2 separate regions of the Homo sapiens genome follow, and region 1 is linked to region 2. The links are chromatin contacts, found by Hi-C in ENCODE. All regions are on one chromosome and are shown on one strand. Each heading gives the region's core, a stretch centred on a gene start or an enhancer-like site at or near the end of the contact. The rest is flanking DNA. Distances are from core to core; before and after follow the strand shown. Region 1 overlaps TBXAS1 (thromboxane A synthase 1). Region 2 holds the start of MTPN (myotrophin).

Region 1 (4,514 bases), core at 1,104-3,603, 3.9 Mb after region 2:
TCTGTCACCCAGGCTGGAGTTCAGTGGTGTGATCAGAGCTCACTGCAGCCTCAAACTCCTGGGCCCAAGTGATCCTCCCACCTCAGCCTCCTAGGTAGCTGGGACTGCATGTGTGTGCCACCATGCCTGGCTAATTTTAAAAAAAAAAAATTTGGCAGAGATGGGGGTCTTACTATGTCGCCAAGGTTAGTCTCGAGCTCCTGGCCTCAGGTGATCCTCTCACCTTGGCCTCCCAAATTGTTGGGATTATAGCCCTGAGCCACTGTACCTGGCCACATTTCTTAACTTAAAAAAGAGCTGGGGCAGCTCTTTTTAAAAATATCCATGGAAAGTGGAGCTGAATCAACATGACTCAGCAGAAATGGTCACAACCAGTGGCAGAACTTCTTATTCTTGGCCTCCTCTCAAGGCCTGGAGTTGGGGGATATGATCCACCTTACTGGGCTGTCATAAAGCCACATGGGATCATGCATATAACCTCTCCCTCTACACAGTACTTGGCAGGTGACACATTACTGCTTCTCACAAGAAAACCCTCCACCTCTTCCACACCCATCCAAACTCTTGCTGTTCTTCAAGACACTCCTCAGATACTGCCTCCTCCAGGAAGCCTTCCCTGCCTCCATCCACATGCACTTTTCCCCTTCCCTGAACTCTGGCAGCGCTCACCATGTGTGTCACTCGTTGTCACAGTTGATCCCCTTGTGCCTTCCAGTATTTACAGTGAAGGAGGATATGGCTTTCACTCTAGCTTGATTATTAGCTCTTTAAGGCCAAGAACTGTATCTTGTATTTTTTTTAAACCCCATGACATAAACACATATTGACTCTTCAGCATCCAATATATTCTTGTTCCAACTGAATGGAATTTCCATCAACTTGACATTCCTCCCAGAAGAATGAGGTATTACTTGAACCTGGAGTTGCAATATAGTCTTCTTCGTCTCGGTCATTCACAAACACGTAAAAAGACCCATCATAGATAAGATCTCCAGGAAATCCCAGTGTTTATAGTTTTCCATCTGGGAATGCATCCACTTATGTGTAGCTTTGTTTATGGTCTTTAAGCCAATTCCATATCGATGGTAAAACAACCCTTAGTGACTCAATTTTTTAAAAAACAGTCTTTAAAGTGGGATTTTCTCACAGGTTTTTGAAAGTCAAATTAAATTGGGTTCTGTGGTTCCCTCTTATCCATATGCTTATTTATCTGCTCAAAGAACTCAAGGAGATTAGTGAGACGTGATTTCTCCTTACTGACACCACGTTGCCTTCCCTCTAATAGGCCATGTTTACTTAAGCGTTCAGCAATTCAGCTTTATTATACATTCACTCGGTAAACATTAAATGCTTACTCCATGCAGGCTGCTACCAAACGGTCCCTTGTGATACAGAAAATACCTCGGCATATTAGTTTGATAAATTAAGTGAAAAGGAATTTAAATAATGCATGCTCTCATTCTCCAACAGGGAGAGCCCATGTCTGCTCACAAATTCAGGCTTGAGTTACGTTGAGTTTTGTCCCTGGACAGCCTGGTGGAGAAGGGCCCTGATTTGGGAAGCTGGATTTAGCTCTGAAATTTGACATGAGCCGTAAGCATCCCATGAGGGATCCATAGAGCATATTCACTGGAGGTGGGGGTGATGCAACAGGGAGCTCCCTGACATACAACAACATTGAACAAATGTGTGAATTCAAATATCATCCTGTGAAATATTCTTTTCCAAACTCCAGAACACTGGCTGGAGCAGACTGTGGGTTGGATCCGGAGCGGCAGTTCTTAATGTCATGCTTTCCCATTCACAGTTTTTGGGCCTCTGGAGTCTGTGCAATGTCTCTGCTTCATCTTGCTCATTTTCCACGTGGACCTTGTAGGTCTCTATCAATGTCCTCAGTGCTTCCTGAAACTGCTCCATGATGGTGCAACCACAGCTTATCATTAAACCCAAATCAATCTTCTTGGCACTTATAGAAGCTCAGTCGTCCTGGTACATCAGGACTCGGATGTTTCTATTTAGATATTTTCAATGAGCTCTTCTTTGCTGTCAGGTACGGTACCTAATGAAACCATAGGGCAGCTCTTTTTTAAATATCTGTGGAAAATGGAGCTGAGTCCACATGACTCAGCAGAAATGGTCACAACCAGAGGCAGAACTTCTTGTTCTTGGCCTCCTATCAAGGCCTAGAGTTAGGGAGCTGTGGGAAGGGTGATAAGAGGTAAGCCAGTCTTTGGCCCATGTTAGCTTGGTCTGGTCAGATAGGCATGTCAGGGATGTGTCAAAACACTAAGCCTAGTGCTTTGGAGATGTGGGTTCTGGTCTGGAGTGGCAGTATGGAGTGCCATCTCTCAGGTCCTCATGAGCAACACAGAGGTCACCTCTCCAGGCACAGGTCGAGCCACACCACTGACACACAAGAGTCACGTCCAAAGCCATGTGATGGACGTGGTGGGTGGTTTTATCCCGAACCATCAATACCCGGCACCCTGGCTGCCCCAGGTTCAGCCTCTCAGGGGCTGCTTCACTCGCTCTCCACACAGCTGTGAACATTGCAGGATGAGTCACTGTGAAACCACAAACTCCTTGGCATTGGTGAAGATGACTAAAGTTATAGGCAAATTAGTCACTGGAAACCTTCCTGTCCTCTGTATCTGCAGCAGCCTCCTATCGAAGGAAGAAAAGAGTATGTTGGCTCATTGCAGAGCTAATTGGCAAGGAAAGCTCAATTCAGGGCTACAGGTGAGTCAGACGCCCTTGTGCGGGGGCCACAGGGACCCGCCTGCTGGCATCCATTGAGGAGAGAGGGGCCCTTGGCAGACTTGCCATAAAACCGCCCCCCTTGAACTCATTCCTACACCTGTAACCACTGACAGTTTTTGAAAACTGTTCACCTGGAGTTCCTGGTTCTCTTTCTCTTAAATCAAACATTGAGTAAATGAAGACACTCAGATGTTCAAACATGTGCATCAAGATTTTACTTGTGAGAGTGGTTGCCATGCATGACCTAGGGAAGCTCTCATGGCTTCAGTCAAACCTTGCCAACTTTTTTTAGCTGTGCATTTCTTGAGAAAGGTCAACTCACATTACGGGTCTACAGCTCTGAGCAAGGGAGAAGTTCTTCCTGAAAGCACAAACAGACTACAGAGGGCAGTGAAACCAGAAACACAGGTGTGCAACCTCATTTGCCTGCCCCCGTCTCTATTTTGAGGCCTCTTTGTTTTATGTGACCTCCGTCTCCTTCTCTGCCGCAATCTTCTTCTTATAACACCCACTTTCTTCTTTTAATTTCCCCCTCTTCTAAGCCATAGCCCAGTGGTATGGCGAAAGGTCTTTGCTGTGCATAGGAAACCCTCCAATCTGAACTGGAAGCTTCCTGTTGCAGGATGGGCTGCCCCATTGGAATTCCCAGGTGACAGTCGCAATGGGATGCCTGTCCCCTGCAGGTCTCCCATTTCACCTGCTTTTCTAATGTCTGGACATGGCTAAGTCCTAGAAAAGCCAGATCCATGGCATTACATTTAATCAGTACAACACACTGAGCTTCGTTTCCAACATGGTAGCTAAGTTTTAATTCTAACATCTTTAAAAGTACTGAGTGTCTTGTGATGCCTTGGGAACACAGGAATAGTGTTAAGTGGTGTTGATTCTCAATGCTCAAATGTACTTCTCTCTGCCTTGCAGAGATTTTTCTAAAATTTCAAGACCTTGTTGAAAATGATTTCATATTTTTGTGTCTTACTAGACTCTTGGTTCAGCAGGAAGCTATCTTTATATATTTTTTTAACAAAAAGAAATTAGTAAAAGCTTGCTCTGATATTTATGCCATATTTCCCTAACTTTTGTCGTGGCAGAAGTAGAAATAAGTGTGTAAACCAGGAGATTAATATCTACAATTTAGGCATGAGAATAGAGAAATAAACCATAAAATCAATTCTTATCTCTCAATGGATATATTCCAGAACATTCCATGGAAATCAAGTGACTAAGTCCTGATCCTCCCTGTCTTTCTCCGCCCCAATCTCCTTCTTATGACATTCCCTTTCTTCTTCCCATTTTCCCTCTTCTAAGCCATAGCTCAGTAGTATGGTGAAATGTCTTTGATTTTAGTTTAAAGAAATGAAATCAGATTCCAGATTTGCTACCTCTTATTAGTTGTGTGGCCTTCAGACAATCCTTTAACCTCCTGATTCTCAATTTCCTCCTGTGTAAAATACATTAGACTAGCTAATCCCTAAGGTCTGTTTGGTGCCCAGTTCACGTGACCGTTGGCAGCCACAGGGAGCCACGGAGTCCCACCAGCGTCCCATAGAGCCACTTGGAGCTTCAGGTACAAGGAACAAGCCCCTCTTAGGCCCCCTCAGGAAAATTTATTCTCGCAGCCAAGCATGTCAAGTGCAATATCAGGAACACCCTTGTCCTTCTTGAACACTGCTTCTGGCCAGAAACTCTGCTGAGATCTGTTGGAGAGTTTCCTGCAAAGATAAGAGTTAACAAGCCCCCAGATTCCCTTCCCC
Region 2 (4,427 bases), core at 1,099-3,598:
AGTCATATCTTTTTGGATAGTCCAACTTTCAATACTCCCTTTTGCTTTTTCTGAATGTCTACCCTCCCTCTTATGCAAATTTTTTACATTAATGAAGAACAGGCTACGGTAGTAATATAGGGAAAATAATCAAATTGAACATGATAACCTAACCTAATTATAAAACTAATTGGAAATAAATTAATCCATCTTTATTGGCATATATTTTCATATAAATATTTTTGTGTAGTTGAGAATTCTTTGGGCACAATTTACCTGCCTGAATGTGGACCCTGGGAATGTCCTACTAGAAATCTTGGTATGATACGCTTTCACAATTAGATCTTAGACTGAGAGATAGTGCGTGGAGCAGTTAAAGAGTTTCAGTTTTGGAGTCAGCAATTTAGTTCTTGCTTCACAATTTACCATCTCCATAACTTTTCTTAAGTATCCTGCATCTCAGTAATCTGTAAAATGGGACCAATAATAGGACTTACTTCCCAGTATTCACAAGGATGACATAAAATAATGTGTCAGGAAAACACTAAATACATTGTGTTATTTTGGTAGCTGTAAGTTCAGTTAGTACTTAATCAACTTTTTGTATTTCAAGTATATCAAACAACCTAGGTTCCACCATGACAGGAAAACAAAAGCCCACTTACTTCCAGAGTATTGCAGTGTCCCACCACTGGTAAGTGTACCAAATAATTTCTACCTTTTAGCTTTATATTGAAATAGCCAATAAGTCAAGTTTCAGTTGGCTACCAGCTGAGAAGGCAGTGACGAGAAGACAGCCTGTCCTAAAACTCCACTGCAAAAAACTAAGCAGGTAAGCAGCATCCAAAAAGTCTAAATTGTAATGGCATTAAATAAAGTAAAAACCTTCAGCAGTTTGCCTTGCACAATCCTGTAAGTTTTAAGAAACTGCTTCGCTTACTTGCTTCCTAACACAGCCTCTGAAGCAAAAACCCAGGTCAGGTCCTATTCTTTGAAGAGTTAAAATCTAGACTGGGTTCTCACACTTTTAGAAGGTGAGCAAGATGCCATCCGTGGTTGTCATAAAATTATACTTGTTTTGGAAGATTCATTTTAGATTATCACTAAATTAAAATCACATGTTAAGTTCTCTCATAATTACAAAGGCACAGTTTCAGGATGGAAAGACAGGCTAGCTTGGAATTTTAAGTTTCCCACTCTGCCACAATGTCGATTCAGTTTTATATTTGGGGCTGAGGTTTGAGTTTGTCTTTCTTCATCATGATTTTACCCCCCAAATACACTGCCACTAAACTGCATTGCTATTTACTACACATGTAAGCATTTCAGGTGAAATCAGGGAGAAGAATGGAATAACTGAAGTTAACATGCTTGTTTAAAAACTATTCAGATACCTTAAACATTCCCAGATGCCAGTTGACAACCTTACCACTTGAAGCAAATATGTATTTGTTGTGGTGGGGGAAAGGAAAAAGGCCACACCCAAAGTTAAGACACCACAGTGAAGTGATACTCAGTTTCAGAATTTTAACTATTTCTATTTTCGGTACTCTTTTCACGGTCAATGAATTCTTCAACTTCACACCAGGCCGAGAGTTAAAAAACATGTTCCTCTGATCCTAATTACTTAGGTTACTTCATTTAGTAATGGGTAAGTCCAAGATGGAGAATTACCTCATTCAAAGAAAGGTTTAAGTAACTTTGGTGTAGAAGAGGGCCAAACTCAAATGATCAGTGCGCAGAAGAAACTCTGGATGAGCCAGACACCACTCCTCCCCTCCCCCAAGAGGCCAGGAAGTCAGGTAGCGCCTAACTGTATTAACGCAGCAGTTACCTGACACAGAACGCTACCAAGTTACCTGGACCCTTCTTTCAGTTTAGCTCCTCCCTAGACGCCCCTCTCTCCTTGGTGCCGCCTCCACCCAGGAAGTCTCTCCTCCCGCCCACCCCCATCCCCGCAGTCCAGCTCCCATCAGCTTCCTCAGCCTCATCTCCAGCCCACCTCCGTGTTCTCGCCTACTCTTCTCATCCCCGCTTACCTTGGCCACATAGTCTTTCACCTCATCCAAGTCTCCGTTTTTCAGGGCCCACATGAACTCCTTGTCGCACATCACTGCAGCGGGGCAGGCCGGTTGGCCGGGCAGAAGATGAGGAGGCGGTGGCAGCAGCAAGCGGATGCCGCCGGGCGAGAGGGAGGCAGGGCCGCGCGAAGCCGGAGAGGAGAAGAAGAGAAGGAGGGTTAGGCTGCCAGGCGGGCGAGGCAGTTGGCCGCGGCGACCGTTCGGGCGGGAGAAAGAAAGTTCTTTTGCGGCCACCGGGCCCAGCAGAGAGGTTCCGCCTGGCCGAGGAGAGGCAGGAACCTTTACACTTCCGGTTCACTCCCCGCTAGGACCCTCCCCCAACTTCCTCTTCCTCTTCTCCTCCGCGGAACGCCTCTCTCTGGGTCCGCGGCGCGAACGCCACTAGTGCGCATGCGCAATGTACAGGCTGCCGGGAAGGCTAGAGTGGAGGGTAGGAGCCGGCGACAAGTGGGCGGGACTGGGAGGCAGAATGAAGGAGGCCCGGGGGAGGTCAAGACAGCGAATGGAGGAAGAGTGAGAGTACTTTCGATGGGATTAGGACGCTTCTGCACCACCATTAATGGGAAAAACTTTACTTTTTAAAAAACATAATCTTGGAGGGCATCTTGCTCAGCTTCTAAAAATGTATAGGAAGAGTGTTTAATTTGAATTCCTTCTTCCTTGCCTTTTCCCCTTCCCTCCCTCCTTTTCACCCCTCCCTCTCTCCGTCATCCAGTCTGACTGGGCTAAAAACGATGGAATAACGCTATTCCTGCCCTCCAGGAAATCTTCAACACTAAAACTACAATGTAAATTGAGTGTGTTAACACTATGTATAATGTTCCCTGGAGCAAAAAACTTAAGTGTGTGGCAGGAAAAAAAAAATTAACTCATCTTCCTGACCAGCAAATGACGTCCAGGCATTCAGTTTGATGCCGTAAAGTGGAGCAAACCAAACTGTCTAGTACAATTTGCGTTTTTTAAATTTACTGTTTGTTTTTAATGGTTTGAAACTTCAGGACTGTTCTGGTGAAGTCAGTTCTGTTCTTCCTAGGGTTTAGTTGTAATGCCATAGTGCATAGCTACCACTTGAATTGTTCCTCACAACCCTAATGATCCAGGCATGCGCACATGAACATAGATCCAATAAAAGCTCTTATTGGAGCTAGAAATATACGTATAATATATATACATATATAACTATTACTATATATAAAACTCATATATATAATCTATTATTTGTAACCCACTAAACACATTAACTAAGCTACTTTACCACCATTGCCGTACAGTGTAGGGGTTCCAAACAGACTCTGGAGCCAAATTGTTTAGTTTGCGATACAGGTCCCACTTCTTGCTAATTTTGTGTCTTCTTGGGCAAGTTACTGAACCCCCTTCTGCTTCAGTTTTCCACTTGTGTAAAATGGGGATGTCAATAGTGTTTGGAAATGTATTTTTTTTTTTTTTGCTATCATTTAGAGTAGAATAGCAAATGGGTTTCAAATCAGAAGAAATCCCTCCAAATATTAACATCTACCTAGATTGTCATTTGTTAATTTTACTCCCTGATAATTAGAAATACAAATCCACATACCCAATAGTGATACGATTTCTGGAAACAAATCTCAAGGGGGAATTTGTTAGGCAAGTCCTAGAATCTCCATCTCTTCTCCAACACACTCCCACCTGTGTGATTTCTGAGTTACATCATGCTGAGAGCTCTTGATTTATATCTTTGGCCGGGTGCAGTGGCTCATGCCTGTAATCCTAGCACCTTGGGAGGACAAGGCTGGAAGATCGCTTGAAGCCAGGAGTTGGAGACCAGCCAGGGCAACAAAATGAGACACCATCTCTACAAAACACAAAGATTAAAAAAATTAGTTGGGTACAGTGGCGGACTTCTGCCTTCCCAGCTACTTGGGAAGCTGAGGCAGGAGGATTACTTGAGCCCTGGAGTTTGAGGCCACAGTAAGCTATGATGGCACCACTGCATTCCAGCCTGGGTGACAGAGCAAGATCATCTAAAAAAAAAATCTTTAACTAGACTTTTCCTATGTGATCTATTCTTATATTTAACTTCTTACTCATTTGGATTTCTCAAACTTAACATGTCCAGAATAGGATCTGGTCTCCTGTAGATGTTAAACCTAGTTGTCCCCCACATATCTCTGTAAATGGCGCTGCCAACCACCCTATCACTAAAACCAGAAACATGGGAGTCATAATCACTCTTCCCATTCTCAACTTTTCTCTTATTCAATCCATCAGTAAATATTTCAAAATATGTCTTAAATTTGTTCATTTCTTGCCATCTTCACTATTACTACTCCCTGCACCCTCACATATCCCCCATCCCTGTCACTGTCATCTCTGTCTACACTGCTATGA

Evidence for each region. A loop is a pair of places that touch in the nucleus more often than their neighbours do. Pooled maps may share reads with other maps.
Region 1: a loop to region 2 is called in a map with no recorded cell type, with 16 times the contacts of the local background. The contact joins the enhancer-like site here to the promoter of MTPN in region 2. A Hi-C loop is called at or near these places in 2 of 37 single-sample maps with no recorded cell type and 2 of 50 pooled maps.

The regions. Positions count from the first base shown.
Region 1 is chr7:139,914,063-139,918,576 of GRCh38, forward strand. The region is part of intron 4 of TBXAS1 (thromboxane A synthase 1); the gene reads left to right. Among named protein-coding and RNA genes, the nearest start is that of TBXAS1, 87 kb to the left of the region's middle. RefSeq lists enhancers at 1-842, 1,744-2,943, 2,846-3,145. Within about 2 kb of position 2,354, at least 22 of the 41 ENCODE cell types and tissues checked have a DNase peak (open chromatin) inside an H3K27ac peak, as active enhancers do.
Region 2 is chr7:135,975,011-135,979,437 of GRCh38, forward strand. It overlaps MTPN (myotrophin), which reads right to left and starts at 2,349. Exons shown (of 4, transcript NM_145808.4): 1 at 2,019-2,349. The coding sequence starts at 2,090.